Regions from separate parts of the Homo sapiens genome. Here region 1 is linked to region 2. Evidence: chromatin loops called from intact Hi-C (ENCODE). Cell type or tissue: Calu3. All regions are shown on one strand. Links, peaks and the distances in the headings refer to the core of each region. The heading gives the core; the rest is flanking DNA.

Region 1 (8,338 bases), core at 175-8,174, 87 kb after region 2:
TGTAGTCCCAGCTACTGGGGAGGCTGAGACAGGAGAATTGCTTGAACTTGGGAGGCAGAGGTTGCAGTGAGCCGAGATCACACCACTGTACTACAGTCTGGGCAACAGAGCAAGACTCCGTCTCAAAAAAAAAATAAAGTTGAGCAAACTTGCCACTCAATGGGTGCCAGAACTGTTGTGCTGAGAACAGTTGCAGACAAGAGCAGAGCTTTCAATGGAAATTTTAAATAAGTGGGATCAATATCCTGAAGGATTTCTTTGAAGAATTGTAACCGGAGATGAAACACAGCTTTACTAGTATGACCTTGAAGACAAAGCACAATCAAAGCAATGGCTGCTAAGAGGTTGAAGTGGTCCAGTCAAGGCAAGAGCAGACTGGTCAAGAGTAAAGGTCAGGCCAGGCATGGTGGCTCACGCCTGTAATCCCAGCACTTTGGGAGGCTGAGGCGGGTGGATCATGAGGTCAGGAGTTCAAGACCAGCCTGGCCAAGATGGTGAAACCCCTGTCTCTACCAAAAAAAAAAAAAAAAAAAAATTAGCCAGGCGTGTTGGTGGGCGCCTGTAATCCCAGCTACTCAGGAGGTTGAGGCAGAGAATTGCTTGAACCCTGGAGGCGGAGGTTGCAGTGAGCCGAGATCGCACCACTGCACTCCAGCCTGGGTGACAGAGTGAGACTCCATCTGAAAAAAAAAAAAAAAAAAAAAAAAAAAGAGTAAAGGTCATGGCAACAGTTTCCTGGGATCCTCAATGCATTTTGCTTGTTGACTTCCTGGGGGGCCAAAAGAATGACAACATTTATTTATTATGAGAATGTTTAGAGATAGCTAAAGCTTTAGTAGAAAAATGCCTGGGAAAGCTTCACCAGAGAGTACTTCTCCACCACAACAATGCCTCCGCTCATTCCTCTCATCAAACATGGGCAATTTTGTGAGAGTTTTGACGGGAAATCTTTTTTTTTTTTTTTTTTTTGAGATGGAGTTTCGCTCTTGTTGCCCAGGCTGGAGTGCAATGGCATGATCTCGGCTCAGCGCAAACTCCACCTCCCAGGTTCAAGCAATTCTCCTGCCTCAGCCCCTGAGTAGCTGGGATTACAGGCATGCACCACCATGCCTGGCTAATTTTGTATTTTTAGTAGAGACGGGGTTTCTCCATGTTGAGGCTGGTCTCAAACTCCTGACCTCCAGGTGATCTGCCTGCCTCAGCCTCCCAAAGTGCTGGGATTACAGGCGTGAGCCACCACACCCGGCCTTGATGGGAAATCTTTAGACATCCACCTTACAGTCCTGATTTGGCTCCTTCTGACTTGTTTTTGTTTCCTAATCTTTAACAATCTTAGGGCACCCATTTTCTTCAGTTAGTAAAGTAAAAAGACTGCATTGACATGGTTAAGTTCCCAGGACCCTCAGTTCTTTAGAGATGGACAAAATGGCTGGCATCATCACTGATAAAAGTGTCTTGAATGTGATGGAGCTTACGTTGAGAAATAAAGTTTATATTTTTTATTTTTATCTTTTAATTCCATTTTTCTAAGAACTTTTTGCAGTCCACTCATATACACTGTTATACCTATTAAAAAGGTGAAAAATATTCAAAGAATGTTAAGGTTATTACAAAACCACAATGACAACCATAAGTAAACAATAATTTCCTTCACTATGTTTAGTGCATGAGTTTAGAAATCTGATAGAACCAATGAATATTTGCAAGTACAGCCAGAAGCACAGTTCTCATACCAATAAACCTAGATAAGTAGCTCATGGAAACGACTGGAACACTTACTAGCAGGAGGAAAAAACATTTTAGAGCATATCTAGGTGAAAGATTTTCTTGGCTTCATTTATAGCGAATCTGTGTGGGGTTAGGTATGGTTGTTAGGCTACAAAGAAGATCAATTTCCTTGGGGAACACAGTGATCTGAGGTGGTTGAAATGCCTAAAGGCAGCAAGTTAAAGAGACATAACTTTTCTTTATAGCCTTTGATTTCGGAAACCAAGGCTCAGACCAGATAGTTTATTTGAGCATACCTCGTTTTATTGCACTTCACTTTATTGTGCTTTGCAGATATTGTGCTTTTTACAAATTGAAGATTTGTGGCCACGCTGTGTTGAGCAAGTCTTTACAAATTGAAGGTTTGTGGCAACGCTGTGTTAAGCAAGTCTAACAGTGCCATTTTTTCCAACAGCATGTGCTCACTTCTTGTCTCTGTGTCACATTTTGGGAATCCTCACAATATTTTCAACCTTTTCATTATTATTATATCTGTAATGGTGATCTGTGATCAGTGATCTTCGATGTTACTATTGTAATTGTTTTGGAGTTCCAAGAACCTTGCTCATAGAAGGTGGGTGAACTTAATCGATAAATGTGTGTGTTCTGTTCTTTCCACCAACTGGCCATTCCCATCTTTCTTCCTCTCCTTGAGCCTCCCTATTCCTTGAGGCACAACAAAATTGAAATTAGGCCAATTAACCTACAATGGCCTCTAAGTGAAAGTGAAAGGAAGAGTTGCATTTTTCACTTTAAATCAAAAGCTGGACATAATGAAGCTTAGTGAGGAAGGCAGGTTGAAAGCCAAGACAGGCCAAAAACTAGGCCTTTTTCACCAGTTACCCAGGTTGTGACTGCAAAGAAAAAGTTATTGAAGGAAATTAAAAGTGCTACTGTAGTAAACACATGAATAAGAAAGCAAAACAGGCTTACTGCAGATAGGGAGAAAGTTTGTGGTCTAGATAGATCAAATCAGCCACAACATTTACTTAAGCTAAAGTCTAATCCAGAGCAAGGCCCTAACTCTTTAATTTGATGAAGGCTGAGACAGGTGAGGAAGCTGCAAAAGAAAAGTTGAAAGCTAGCAGAGGTTGGTTCATGAGGTTTAAGGAAAGAAGCCATTTCCATAACATAAAGTGCAAAGTGAAGCAGCAAGTGCTGATGTAGAAACTGTAGCAAGTTATCCAGAAGATCTAGCTAAGATGATTGATGAAGGGGGCTACACTACACCCTAGATTTTCAATGTCGACAGAATAGATTTATATTGGGAGGAGATGCCATCTAGAACTTTCACAGCTAGAGAGAAGTCAATGCCTGACTTCAAAGCTTCAAAGGATGACTAAGGCTCTTGTTAGGGACTAATGTAACTGATGACTGGGCAGAAGCCAATGCTCATTTACCATTCTGAAAATTCTAGCCCTTAAGAATTACACTAAATTGACTCTTTCTGTGCTCTATCAATGGGACAACAAAGCGTGGATGACAGTGCATGTATTTATAGCATAGCTTACTAAATATTTTAAGCCCACTGTTGAGACTTAACTGCTCAGAAAAAAAAATCATTTCAAAATATTACTGTTCATTGACAATGCACCTGATCATCCAAGAGCTCTGATGGAGCTCTTGTTCCATCAGATGGAGTTTCTACGTCAGCACTTGCTGCTTCACTTTGCACTTTATGTTATGGAAATGGCTTCTTTCCTTAAGAAGATTAATGTTGTTTTCTTGCCTGCTAACAAAGTATCCATTCTGCAGCCCATGGATCAAGGAGTAATTTTGACTTTCAGTTTCTATTACTGAAGATAAATATATTTCATAAGGCTATATCTACTATGGATAGTGATTCCTCTGATGGATTAGGGAAAAGTAAATCGAAAATCTTCTGGGACGGATTCACCATTCTACATGCCATTAAGAATGTGATTCATGGGAGGAGGTCAAAATATCCACATTAGCAAGAGTTTGGAAGAAGTTGATTCCAACCCTCATGGATGACTTTGAGGGATTTAAATCTTCAATGGAGGAAGTCATTGCAGATATGGTAGAAATAGCAAGAGAACTAGAATGAAAAGTGGAGCCTGAAGATGTGACTTAATTGTCACAATCTCATGATCAAACTTGATTGGATGAGGAATTGCTTCTTATGGATGAGCAAAGAAAGTAATTGTTTGAGATGAAATCTACTTCTCCTGGTGAAGATGCTGTGAACATTGTCAAGATGACAACAAAGGATTTAGAATATTACATAACTTAGTTGATAAAGCAGCGTCAGGGTTTGAGAGGACTGACTCCAATTTTTAAAGAAATTCCACTGCGAATAAAATGCTATCTAACAGCATAGCATGCTACAGAGAAAGCTTTCATGAAAGGAAGAGTCAATCAATACTGCAAAATTCATAGCTGTCTTATTTTAAGAAATTGCCACAGCACCTCAACCTCCAGCAACCATCACTGTGATCAACCAGTAGCCATCAACATGGAGGCAAGACCCTTCACCAGCAAAAAATTACAGCTTGCTGAAGACTCATAACTGTTAGCATTTTTCAACAATAAAGTATTTTAAAATTTTTTAGACATAATGCTACTTTACACTTAATAGACTACAGCGTAATGTAAACATAGCTTTTATATGCACTGGGAACAAAAAATATTTTATCACTCGCTTTATTGCAGTGGTTTGGAACCAAAATTGCATTATCTCAGAGGTATGCTTGTACTTTGGATAAAGAAAAATCCTCTTATATAGACCCCAGTGTTTTAGTGCTCAAGAGTAAATAAATTAGAGTAGTCCTATGTAGAATTTGAATCCAGATCTCACTCTTGTACTTGAGTTAATCCATGCAGTCTTAGAAGCAGCATTTCCATCTCTCACCATGACCTGCCAATTTTACCCCTAAATTTCTCTCAAGCCCATCCTTTTTCCCTCAACTCCACCGTCATCACCCTAGCCCAAGCTACCATCCTCTCTTGTCTGGATACTGCAATAATCTCCTAACTGTCTTATCAATTGCACTCCTTCCTTCCTACAGCTAGTTTTCTGTAAGACAGCCAAAATGTAATATTTAGGAAAAAATCAGATCATATAACTGTGAGGGTGACCAATCCCTTGGTTTGCCTGGGGCTGTTCCAATTTTAGCACTGAAAGTCTCACATCCCTCAGTCCTAGGCAAACTGGGATGGTTGGGCACCCCAGGATTCTGCTCAAAACCTGCCAGCACCTTCCAGTCATCCTTGGAATAAAACCCTTTATGATGGTCTGTGAGGCCCCATAGAGTGTATCTCTTGCCTACCTCTCCAGCTCATCTCAGACTAGGATCCCCTTGGACTCACCACTGTGGGTGCACTGGTTTTATCTTAATTTTGAGAATTCATTGTGATCTTTTTCACCACATGGCCTTTGCCCTTCATTTCCCTTCAGAGGATGTACTTTCTGCCTCTCTTAGTTAACTCAGGTTCATCCTTCACATCCCAGCTTAATTGCAATTCACTACATTAGGTTCCTCTAGTACAAGCTCTCAGAATATTCTGTTCCTTTCCCTCAGGTCACGTGCCTCAGTTTGTCATTCTATAATTTTCCATTAGTAGTTTTATGTCTGACTCCCATACCAGCCTGTAAACTCTTTGAGTGTAAGAACCATGTGTGTTTTGTTTATCACTGTGGATTTGACTCCTAGAATGTGCCTGGCACATATAAAAAGGGGTTCAATAAATATCCACTTCAGTTCCACTGCTAATGTCACAGGTCAGACTTGAGATTTCTGAAGCATTTCCCTGCCTCTAATCTATTCACCTTCCAAATCATAATACCCATTAGTGTCATGGTAATCTTATAGATGTGGATGCCCTGTATATTTCCACAGATATCACTGTGTCCCATACTGGTCTGCTGATCTGCCCTTGTATATAATTAGAAAAGGTACATTTATTAAGAGTATACTATGCACCAGCACTGTGCTAAATACTTTATAAATTTAATATAATTTGCACCTCACAATCACCCTTGAGGGACATTCTTCCTATTTTACATGCGAGGAGACAAAGGCTTAAAGAGATTAGGTAACTAATCCATTACCACATAGAGTTTGTAAGAGATGCAACCAGAATGGTACCTGATGCATAAACCCTTGCATTTTTGTCTTTCAATTGCATGTTTTATTAGTTATAATTAGGCTTGGCTGTACATGACAAGAAAGTCCAAAGTACAATAGTGGCTTAAGTGGGATAGAAAATTACCTCTCTCTCATGGTTTTCCTCTGGTCTCTCCTGTTAAAGAGACCAGAGGAAAGCAGTTCAGGATTAGGATGACCTGATCATCAGGGATCCACACACGTGTTGTTTGCTCTCCCTAGCTTGACTTCCACCTTCAGGTCCAAAATGGCTACCTGGGCTCCAGTTTCCTCATCCCTATTTAGTTAACAGGAAAAAGGAAGATGTGTCCCTCATCCTCTAAGGATACCCTAGAGAAGTCACAGCTGACACTTCTGTTTATATTTCATTGGCCAGATTATAATCATATGATCAGATCTTACTGCAAAAGATGCTGAGAAATACAGTCCATGCTTTTGTTGTCCATAGGCTGAGCTTAAAAAAAAAATCCTCCTATAAGGAAGAAAGAAAGAATGGACATTAGGGGAAATAACAGCATCTGCCAAACACACGCTAGAGCAGGTTCTACTTATGACTTTCAAAATTATCTACAATTTAGTTTCATCCTACATAATGTTCTAGTTTTCCACCTCTCAGTCATTTTAAACCATTGCCACAATGGGCCACTCACCTCTCTGTTTCCCAGACATATCAAACTCATTTTCTATTTTACTCTCCTTGCTTTTTCTCCTACTTGGGAGGGCTTCCTGTCAACCTACATAAATTCTACCCACACTTTACTGATTAGCTCATTTTAGAGGAGGTTATCCTCTAAAAGTTTCCTCTATGTTAGCTTTCTGTCCCCCAAATAGAATGGAAAAAGCAAAGTTGTGGGTACATAGCAAGCACCTAATAAATACTTACTGATTAATATATAAAATAGCCTTACTTAACTCCTTTAATTCTTATGTGGAACACTGCTTTATTCAGGATTTTTCAGTGTTAGTTTACACCAGGGGACTTGTGTAGTCCCTCTCCCCTTCTCTTGTGAAAATACAGGCACCTAATGAATATTTATTAAGTACATGTTTGATTTTATTTTATTGTTTTTGGAGACAGGTTCTCCCTCTGTTGCCCAGGCTGAACTGCAGTGGTGCAATCATGGCTCACCGCAACCTCAAACTCCTAGGCTCAAACACTTCTCCTGCTTCAGCCTCCCCAGTATCTGGGACTACGGGTGCATGTCACCATGCTGAGCTAATTTTTTGTAGAGACAGGATTTCGCTATGTTGCTCAGGCTGTTCTCAAACTCTTGGCCTCTCAAAGTGCTGGGATTACAGGTGGGAGCCATCACACTCCACCATTAAGTACATGTTGAAAGCCCCCATTGTTCCAGGTTATCCACTTAGAGCTCTCACTTGGTTTCAATTTCTGAATCGATGTGGTGGTATTTGCTATATTGTAGGGCACTACTTCTCAAACTTTATATGCATACAGATCACCTAGGAATCTTATTAAAATGCAGATTCTGATTCAGGAGATCCAGGGTGGAGCCTGAGATTCTGTATTTCTAAAATATCCTAGGTGGGGCTGGGTGCAGTGGCTCATGCCTGTAATCCCAGCACTTTGAGAGGCCAAGGCAGGAAGATCGCTTGAGGCCAGGAGTTTGAGATCAGTTTGGGCAAAACCCTGCCTCTACCAAAAAAACAAAAAACAAAAAACAAAAAACAACAACAACAAAAAACATGCAATTAGCCACGCATGGTAGTGTGTGTGTCTGTTGTCCCAGATACTTGGGAGGCTGAGGTGGGAGGATCACCTGAGCCCAGGAGGCAGAGGTTGCAGTAAGCTGAGATCACACCACTGTACTCCAGTACACCACTGGATAACAGAGTGAAACCCTGTCTCAATAAATAAATAAACTTAAATATAAATAAATAAAAAATAAATAAAATAAAATATCCAAGGTGATGCCAATGTTGGCAGATGTAAATAGCAAGGCTGTGGAGATCCTCAGATTATCTGCCCCAGATCACATGAAGATGCATTTTAAAGCAAAAGATCCCTGGATCTCACTTCAGACCTATGGGATCAGAATCTCTGAGATGGGACCCCAGAATCTGCATTTTAGCAAACTCTCTAGTAGATCTTCATATACACTAATATCTGAGTTTAAAAAGAACCCTAGATGATTTTTATGATTAGGCCTGTTTATGAGTAGGCAGCTTTTCGAAATAATGCCATTCAGTTCAGCATAACATGGAGTAACTGAAACTACCAAAACTTAAGAAACTGAACAATGTATTAATATAACTTGAATGGTTCTAAGTTTTTTTAAATCCCATACTTTAAGCTGCAGCATTTTAGCATCACTCTTTTGCCCATAGCTTTGTTTGATTCATAGCACTTAGAGCAGGAGAACCTCCCCCGCCCCACTTTGGGATTTCTCATGGCTGTAGGCTTCCCAGCAGCTGGTTCCAAATTA
Region 2 (8,338 bases), core at 179-8,178:
AGAGCCTCTCTGGAGGCAGAGGAATGGACTCTATGACCTCTTGGCCCTATTTTATCAGCAAGATTTCATGGAGGCCACAGCTGCAGACTTCCCAGCAGGAGGGCTTTGCCTGGGAGATGCGTTGTGGCCCAGCTCCCCACCAAACACATGCCTTCGAGACTAAGGGCTCAGGCAGTGCAGCCGCAGATATAAATAACCTTCGTGTGACTCTTTCTGTCCTTAGAGCGGATGCCTCCAGCCATTGCCCAGAATGGGATGGAGGGAACAGGAGAAGGGTGCACAGAGAAGTGGTGGGGGTGGAGTGGGGGTGGAGTTGGGGAGGGCTGGGGTTGACAGCTGAGAAGAGAGTGACGGTGAAGAGGCTGTGTTTTCTCTCACCTCCTAAGTGTGTGTGTCTGCATGTTTCTGTGAGATAGGTGTTCATGCAGGGAGAGGAGCTGTCCTACTTTTGGGGAACGGGGTGCTGTTCTTCACAACGTGCTTTCTTTCTTTTCCCACTACCATCATCCTAGTTCACAACCTCATTATGTCTTCCTGGAATATTGCTTTCACTTCCTAATTTCCTTGCTGCTAGTTTCAGTCTCCTCTGAGTGAACCTTTCTTACCATTGCTTCCCAATTCATTCTTCTTTTTTTTTTTTTTTAAATCTAGACAGAGTCTTACTCTGTTGCCCAGGCTGGAGTGCAGTGGCACGATCACAGCTCACTGCAGCCCTGACCTCCTGGGTTCAAGGGATCCCCCACCTCAGCTTCCTGGGTAGCTGGGATTACAGGCGCGTGCCACCACATCGGGCTAATTTTTTGTATTTTTTTGTAGAGGCGGGGTTTCACCACGTTGCCCAGGCTGGTCTCAAACTTTTGGGCTCAAGCAATCCACCCACCTTGGCCTCCCAAAGTGCTGGGATTACATATGTGAGCCCCCGCGCCAGCTGCAATTCACTCTTCTTGTTAAAAAAAAAAAAACAAAACTGGGTTCCCAATACAGTGCACATTCTTCAATATATCATTGAAGATCCTCCACAATTAGACACAGGCCTAGCAGCCAGACCTCTCTTTTCTTTTTTTTTTTTTGAGACGGAGTCTCGCTCTGTCGCCCAGGCTGGAGTGCAGTGGCGCAGTCTCGGCTCACCGCAAGCTCCGCCTCCCGGGTTCATGCCATTCTCCTGCCTCAGCCTCCCGAGTAGCTGGGACTACAGGCGCCTGCCACCACGCCCGGCTAATTTTTTGTATTTTTAGTAGAGACGGGGTTTCACCGTGTTAGCCAGGATGGTCTCGATCTCCTGACCTCGTGATCTGCCCGCCTCGGCCTCCCAAAGTGCTGGGATTACAGGCGTGAGCCACTGCACCCGGCCCAGACCTCTCTTTTCTACGGCCCTCTGTGTGTATCCCAGCCCGCAGTAAAACTGGCACCCTGGGCATTCCATGAGCTCAGTTTGCACTATCTTACCTTTGTGGCTTTGCTCATATTTTCCCTCTGTCTGAACACTCTTCCCTCCATCCGTGAAAAACCTGTTCGTCCTTCCATGTCCTGATTTCTAGCCAGACACAATACTCAGTATTCCTCCATAGCCCGTATCCCAATCCATCTGTGTGAAGCAGTCTAGCTGCATGGCCCTGGGGTCGGAGGCACTGTAGACAAATGGAGGCTAATGTTACCATGTCCTGCCAGGAGCAGCCAGCTCCCTCCACTGCCCCATGCCTCCCATCAGCTCCCTGGCTATTCTGGCCTCCAGCCCTGGTTCTCACCCTGGCTTGAAGCAATCCTGGCTGATCTGCCTGCTGGCCATCCCCAGTGTTCGCCTCGGAGACTGAGGCAGAGAGGCAAGCTGTCTGAGCTCTGAGCAGTGGAGAGGCTGGAGCAGGGCCTGCTAGTATCACAGAGGCTCACCGTGGGCCTCAAGTGCAGCTGAGGCTCTGAACTGAGGGCTGAGGTAGGAGGGAGTGGGCAGTGACTAAAACTTGCAAGAAAGTTTTAATTTTTTTAATTTTTTTTAAGAGTACTTATCTATCTCTTTCCTCCTAGTCATTCTCACCCTCCTCCAGCAGCAGCCTCCTCTTGGTCAGAATTTAGAATATGTTGTTGCTTTGGATGGCTGGGGTTTCAGTTTCCAGCTAGGTTCTTCCCTGTCCATCTTTCCTCCCTCCTGGCCCTTCTTTTTCCTAGACTATCTACTATGTGCAAATCATCATGTATATGTGTAGCAGGGACAGAGTCCCTGCCCCCAGGAAGCTCCCAGATGTTGTCACCTATGTCAGGGTACTCAGTGAGTGTCCGTGGTGCCAAGGTCTAGCTGAGGTGTCCAAGTGGCACTGAGGGAGACTTGAGCAGGACACACATTATTTGTGTTGACTAAGGAGGTATATGAAACCTGGAAGACCCTGTGGAAGGTGGAGTGAGCAAGGAAGACACCAGGGAAAACAAAGACAAAGAGGCTGGGCACAGTGGCTCACATCTATAATCTCAGCACTTTGGGAGGCTGAGGTGGGCAGATCATTTGAGGTCGGGAGTTTGAGACCAGCCTGGCCAACATGGTGAAACCCCATCTCTACTAAAAATACAAAATTAGCCGGGCATGGTGGTACGTGCCTGTAATCCCAGCTATTCGGGAGGCTGAGGCAGGAGAATCATTTGGACCTGGGAGGTGGAGGCTACAGTGAGCTGAGATGGCGCCATTGCACTCCAGCTTGGGTGACAGAGCAAGACTCCATTTCAAAAAAAAAAAAAAAAGGCAAAGAAAGGAAGCCAGAGGTGGCCTTTGGTTTCCCACCACTGCAGTCCAGCCTGATTCCAGAGCCAGCTGTGAACCCAATTCCTAAAGCTCAAATCTGAGGCTTCTGCTCCTACGTGGGCCGTGTGTTAGGTTGCTTGCCAGCTCGTGTTTTCCCCTCACACCCCTACCTGCCATGTGTTTTCATCTATGGATTCTGCAACAAGCTTTGAACCACAGGACCTCCCTCTGGATGACTGGATCTGGACAGGTAACCTTGGAAGCTTTCCAAGGCCATGTTTTCTGCTGTAAAGATGGTAAAAGAAAGCCCAGCTGGGTTCCTGCCCCAAATTCCCTGAACTGCCCCACCTTGTGTCCTCATACTGCAGTGAGATATTCATCTTTGTGCTTTTTTTTCAGGAAAGATACGTGACCTTTCCCTCCTCAGAGGCACCCACAAGTCCCTGAGGAGAAATGAAGGGTTAAAGCAACAAGGCAAAGACAAAAACAATGTTCAGCCTTTTCAACATCCGAAATAAAATATTGAGCATAGACAGAGAGATTTTTGTTGTAATAATAGACAAGAGAAAGAACAGTGGGATGACCATGGCCACTTTGGACATGCTGACTTTCTCATTGCTCCCTGAACCCCAGTACATTGCACGTCTCTGGGCCTTTGTCGGTGCTTGGCTCTCAGCATGCAACGCACTTCTCTCCCAACTCTGCCCAGCAAGCTCCAGCCCATCTCCTATGATTTACCCAAGTCAAAAGTCCTCCTTTCCAGGAAGCAGGAAGAACACTGAAGGCCCCGGGGCTGAGTACTACTGGCCTTCTGTTCTACTCTCTAGTAAAGCACCCGGCTTCTGATAACTTTATAATGTTCTGCTCACAGATCTGTCTCCTCTTCTAGACTGTAAATATCCAAAGGGAGGGATTGGGAGTTCATCTTTGCCTTCCTGGTGCTCAACATGGTGGCTGGCACATGGTAGGTAATCAAGAAAGTTTAACTATTTAACGCAAAATTCAGTGTCAAATTACCTAGCCTTCATGCAGTTTCCGGTCTGAGCCTTGCCACTGAGAAGTGGCTGTAAACACAAGAGCTATTGCTCAACCGATTCCTGGGTGTGGCTAGAAATGGCAGAGGCTAGTTCAATAGCGGGTGCCCCTAAGCCTTACTGCAAAGGATCCAGCATTCCCTGCCATGCCCTGAAGCAGCCTTATAATTCTGCAATCACTGCTAGATAAGCAGTGTAGCCCATAGGCCCTGAAGCTTGGCTCTTTTGTGACCAAGGTGAAGCCTCACCATCCCTGTCTCTGGGCTTCATGTTCTCCATCTGTCGTGAGGTTGTAGGTCCTAATTAGAAAGCTGTTAGAGATTCCTGAAAGGACTGTTATTGTACTGCAGCACAAAGAATATTATGTCAGGGTGCTATAAGAGCACAGCAAATAATGTGAACGAGGAAATAATAAGGGCACTTATTCCCAGAAGCATATTGATTTAAACCACAAAAACTCCTTGGAACAGGGCTCAAGAATTATAAAAGCCTGAGCAATCAGCAACCCCTGTGGGAGGGGAGCCCATGCCAGGCAATTGCTGGAGAGTTCATTTGGTTGGTCTTGGCAGGCCAGTTTTGTCCCTCAGGTGTTCTTGCTTTGGTGAAATTTCCCTGTTGTAATGAGCCCAGCCTACCTGCTGGGTTCTAGGGAGAAAGGACTATTATTTCCACATCCTTTGCATAAGAAGCAAAGGACTGGCCTTAGCACACAAGTGAATTCACTTATCATCCTCTGTGTGATGAAAACAGATCTCCAGATAACAGAAGCTGCATCATCACTTCTGCTTCTAAAGTCTGCATAGCAGGTCACACCCTGACCCAGCCACTGCTATCTCTGGACAGCAACTTGGGAAAACCAGTTACTCAGTAAATATGAAAAATAAAAAGTCACCTTAACAAATGCGTCATCCTGGAGTAGAAAAGCATGTTTAAACCTGCTTCCAACAGCAGAAAGGGCAGAGCCTGTAAGAAAAAAAGAATGATGGCACTAATTGGACAAAAATTTTAATTTAAAACTTGAAATGGGGGAGCACTGACCCCATTTCTCTGGAGTTTGCACATCCCAGGGGAAAGAAATAAAACATTAAATGGCAAAAAGTATCATAAGCCAAACTCTAAGATAGAATAAATTATAGGGAATATATTTGCAGCATTCATAATAGATATCAGAGTAATATCCTTAATATATAAAGGCATTTACAAATCATTAAGAAAAAGATCAGCAACTAGCATGGGAAATTGAGAACACAAAGAATCCACAAAAGAAAAAATAAAAATGACCAATGAACAGCTAAAAAAAAAAATGTAATAATGTAGCTATGAGCAGTGGGCCTGCCTGTAGTCCCAGCTACTCGGGAGGCTGAGATGGGAGGAATTGCTTAAGTCCAGGAGTTAAAAAAAAAAAAAAAGTAATAGTGAAATAAATATAATTTAAAAATGCAAATTTAAGCAATGAATTTAATTTTTACCTATTAGATTGGCCAATTTTTTTTTAGTGGTAAGTGGTGAGTTCATGTATGACATTGAGTGGTAAGTGGTGAGTTCGTGTTCTAAAGCAAACAATAACTATATTCTATGACCCTGCAGTTCCATTCCTAGTTTCTCCTAAAGAAACCTTTGCACCTGGGCATAAGAAGACACATAGGAGAATGCTTAGAACACCCCTGTTTATAAGAGCAAATGCTGGAAGAAACCCAAATATCCATCAATAGATACATAGATATATAAATTATATATTTGTATAATAGAACACTATACAGTGGTAAAAATGAGTGAATTGTAGCTACATATAGCAAGAGGCATGAACATAAAGTTGAGCGTGTGAAGTCAGTCACTCTAATTCCATTTGTATAAATTGTATGGTGTTAGAAGTCAGAATAGTGGTTCCTTTCAGACAAAGACAGTAACTGGGAGGGAGTCAAAAGGGTTTCTGGGGTGCTAGTAATGTTTTGTGTCTTGATCTAGGCATGTGCTCCCTCAGAAAATGCACCACGCTGAACTTAATATACATGCACTTCTCTAAAAAAATTAAACGAAAATAATCAAAAGATATATTTCAATTATTTTTAATAGGTCTGCAGTATAAGAAAAATCACCTCAATTGCTTACTTTCCAAGATATATTAGAGGCATAGAAAAATAATGTAAGAATACATTTTCTTATCATTAACATTCTGAAACATGAGAGGAAGCCCCTCAAAATGCAAGGCCCCCTTCATTGTATACAATATTTAGTGTAGCACGCAGGCAAATACAGGTTTACAGATTTCTAAGAAATGGGTCTGGTATCATCTCCTTCTCCTTTGTCCAGCACTTTCTGAGCTGCCAGCAGGGAAGGCATTTGAATGTGTGACATACTTCATTTACAAATTTTTTAAAGCAAGTTATAAAAGAATACATAAGTACAATTTAATTTCTATAAAGGAAAAATATGCAGAACTAAGGCACATATTGTTAAAGGATACAAGCATATGTGGTAAAACTAACTAAAAGCAAGGAACTGGTAGAGACACAGTTTAGGAAAGTGGATTCTTCTTCTGAGGAGGAGGAGTGCAGGGATGGGGTCAGAGAAGGCACAGGGGGGCTTCTAGGAGACTGGTGATATTCTAGCTCTGAAGCTAGATGGTGGGTTCACAGATAAATATCTGTGTATTCTTTACGTCCTTCACATTAGAAATATTATTTGTATGTATTTAATATTTAATAAAAACAAATTTAAAATTATTTTAAATAGACTTTTATGCCATTCCTGTTGGGGGTGGGGTGGAGTATAAATTGGTAGAGTTTTTCTAGATGAAAGAGTGGCTATGAGTGAAAAATCATGTAAAGATTATACTTCTAAGAAATTTTCCTAAAACAGTGATCAGACAAGAAAGCAGAGGTATTATAAAAATATATTTATCAAATGTGGTTTATTAAGACAAAAATTAGAAACCATCTAAAGTCTTAAAATAGAAACTGATCAAATTATACTACTCCATAAAATAGAAAACTATGTAATATTAAGATTGATGATGATGATGTACATCTGTTGACTGTCATTGAACTACATTCATGATATATTTTTTAGTAAAATAAAGTTTCAAAACATTATGGTTATGGTATGATCTAATTATTTTTAACACAATATATTTTCATGTAAAGGTACATAAGTAAGAAGGTCTATAGCAATATTAATAAGGTGATTCTTTCTAAATGGTACATGTATTACTCACAGTCAAGAAAATAGGCCCAGTGCAGTGGTTCGTGCCTGTAATCCCAGCACTTTGGGAGGCCAAGGAAGGGAGATCTCTTGAGCCTAGGAGTACGAGACCAGCTTGAGCAGCATACTGAGACCCCGTCCCTACAAAAAAAAAAAAAAGAGAGAAAGAAAGAAAAGAAAAATTAGCCAGATGTGGTGGTGCACTCCTGTAATCCAGCTCCTCAGGAGGCTGAGGCAGGAGGATTGCTTGAGCCCAGGAGATCAAGGCTGCAGTAAACCGAGATTGCACCACTGCACTCCAGCCTGGGTAAAAGAGCAAGATCTTGTCTCAAAAATAAATAAATAAATAAAAATAAGCAGAAGAAAATAATCAAAAGATATATTTCAATTATTTTTAATGGGTCTGCAGTATAAAAAAATCACCTCAATTGCTTACTTTCCAAGATATAGTACAGGCATAGAAAAATAATGTAAGAATACATTTTCTTATCATTAACATTCTGAAACATGAGAGGAATCCCCTCAAAGTGCAAGGCCCCCTTCATTGTATACAATATTTAGTGTAGCACACAGGCAAATACAGGTTTACAGATTTCTAAGAAATGTGTCTGTATCATCTCCCTCTCCTTTGTCCGGCACTTTCTGAGCAGCCAGCAGGGAAGGCATTTGAATGTTGGCAGCCTTCAGCTGCATCCACAGCCGCATCTCAGTCAGCACCACACAGCTGCCTTCTGGGGTGAGGCAGCCGAGAGGGCAGGACAGGAGGGTGTGGCCAGGGGACACCTGGCGCTGGAGTAACAGCCCTGACTGCTCTAAGCATAAGACTGCCGCTCTTGACTCAGAACCTCTCCCCATCTCACCAAAACCATCACCCACACCTCTGGAGTGTTTTTAGGTGACAAATTCACTGATCAGTAAATCACTATAAAAAGCTCTTTCCGGTTGGGTGCGGTGGCTTATGCCTGTAATACCAGCCCTTTGGGAGGCTGAGGTGGGTGGATCACTTGAGGTCAGGAGTTTGAGACCAGCCTGGCCAACATGGCAAATCCCCGTTTCTACTAAAAATACAAAAAATTAGCTGGGCTTGGTGGCATGAGCCTGTAATACCAGCTACTTAGGGGGCTGAGGCAGGAGAGTTGCTTGAACCTGGGAGGTGGAGGTTGCAGTGAGCTGAGATCACACTACTGCACTCCAGCCTGGGTGACAGAGTGAGACTATGTCTCAAAAATAAAATAAAATAAAATATAAATCAAATAAAAAAATAAAAAGCCCTTCCAACGGGGAGGCTACTCAGTCTTAAACAGTGGCCAAAGGACTCCTTAGGGTTGCTCTGTCGTTCCCCCAAGCTCACCATCTTGGGGACCTTCTTGGTGAC

What was found. Peaks named below come from ENCODE experiments on the same cell type or tissue, not always from the same donor. Only the 100,000 strongest peaks of a DNase experiment are listed, where the experiment ranks them.
Region 1: a loop joins it to region 2, with 2.0 times the contacts of the local background. A loop is called at or near these places in 15 of 110 quality-filtered maps.

Annotation. Positions count from the first base shown.
Region 1 is chr1:211,837,492-211,845,829 of GRCh38, reverse strand. It overlaps LPGAT1-AS1 (LPGAT1 antisense RNA 1), which reads right to left. Exons shown (of 6, transcript NR_135820.1): 3 at 6,297-6,366. Among named protein-coding and RNA genes, the nearest start is that of LPGAT1-AS1, 11 kb to the right of the region's middle. In Calu3, for the core only: no CTCF peak of the experiment used is centred there; no DNase peak of the experiment used is centred there.
Region 2 is chr1:211,924,650-211,932,987 of GRCh38, reverse strand. No RefSeq gene overlaps it. Among named protein-coding and RNA genes, the nearest start is that of LPGAT1-AS1, 98 kb to the right of the region's middle. RefSeq lists an enhancer at 4,145-4,646. In Calu3, for the core only: no CTCF peak of the experiment used is centred there; DNase peaks (open chromatin) are centred at 3,827, 4,317 and 7,717.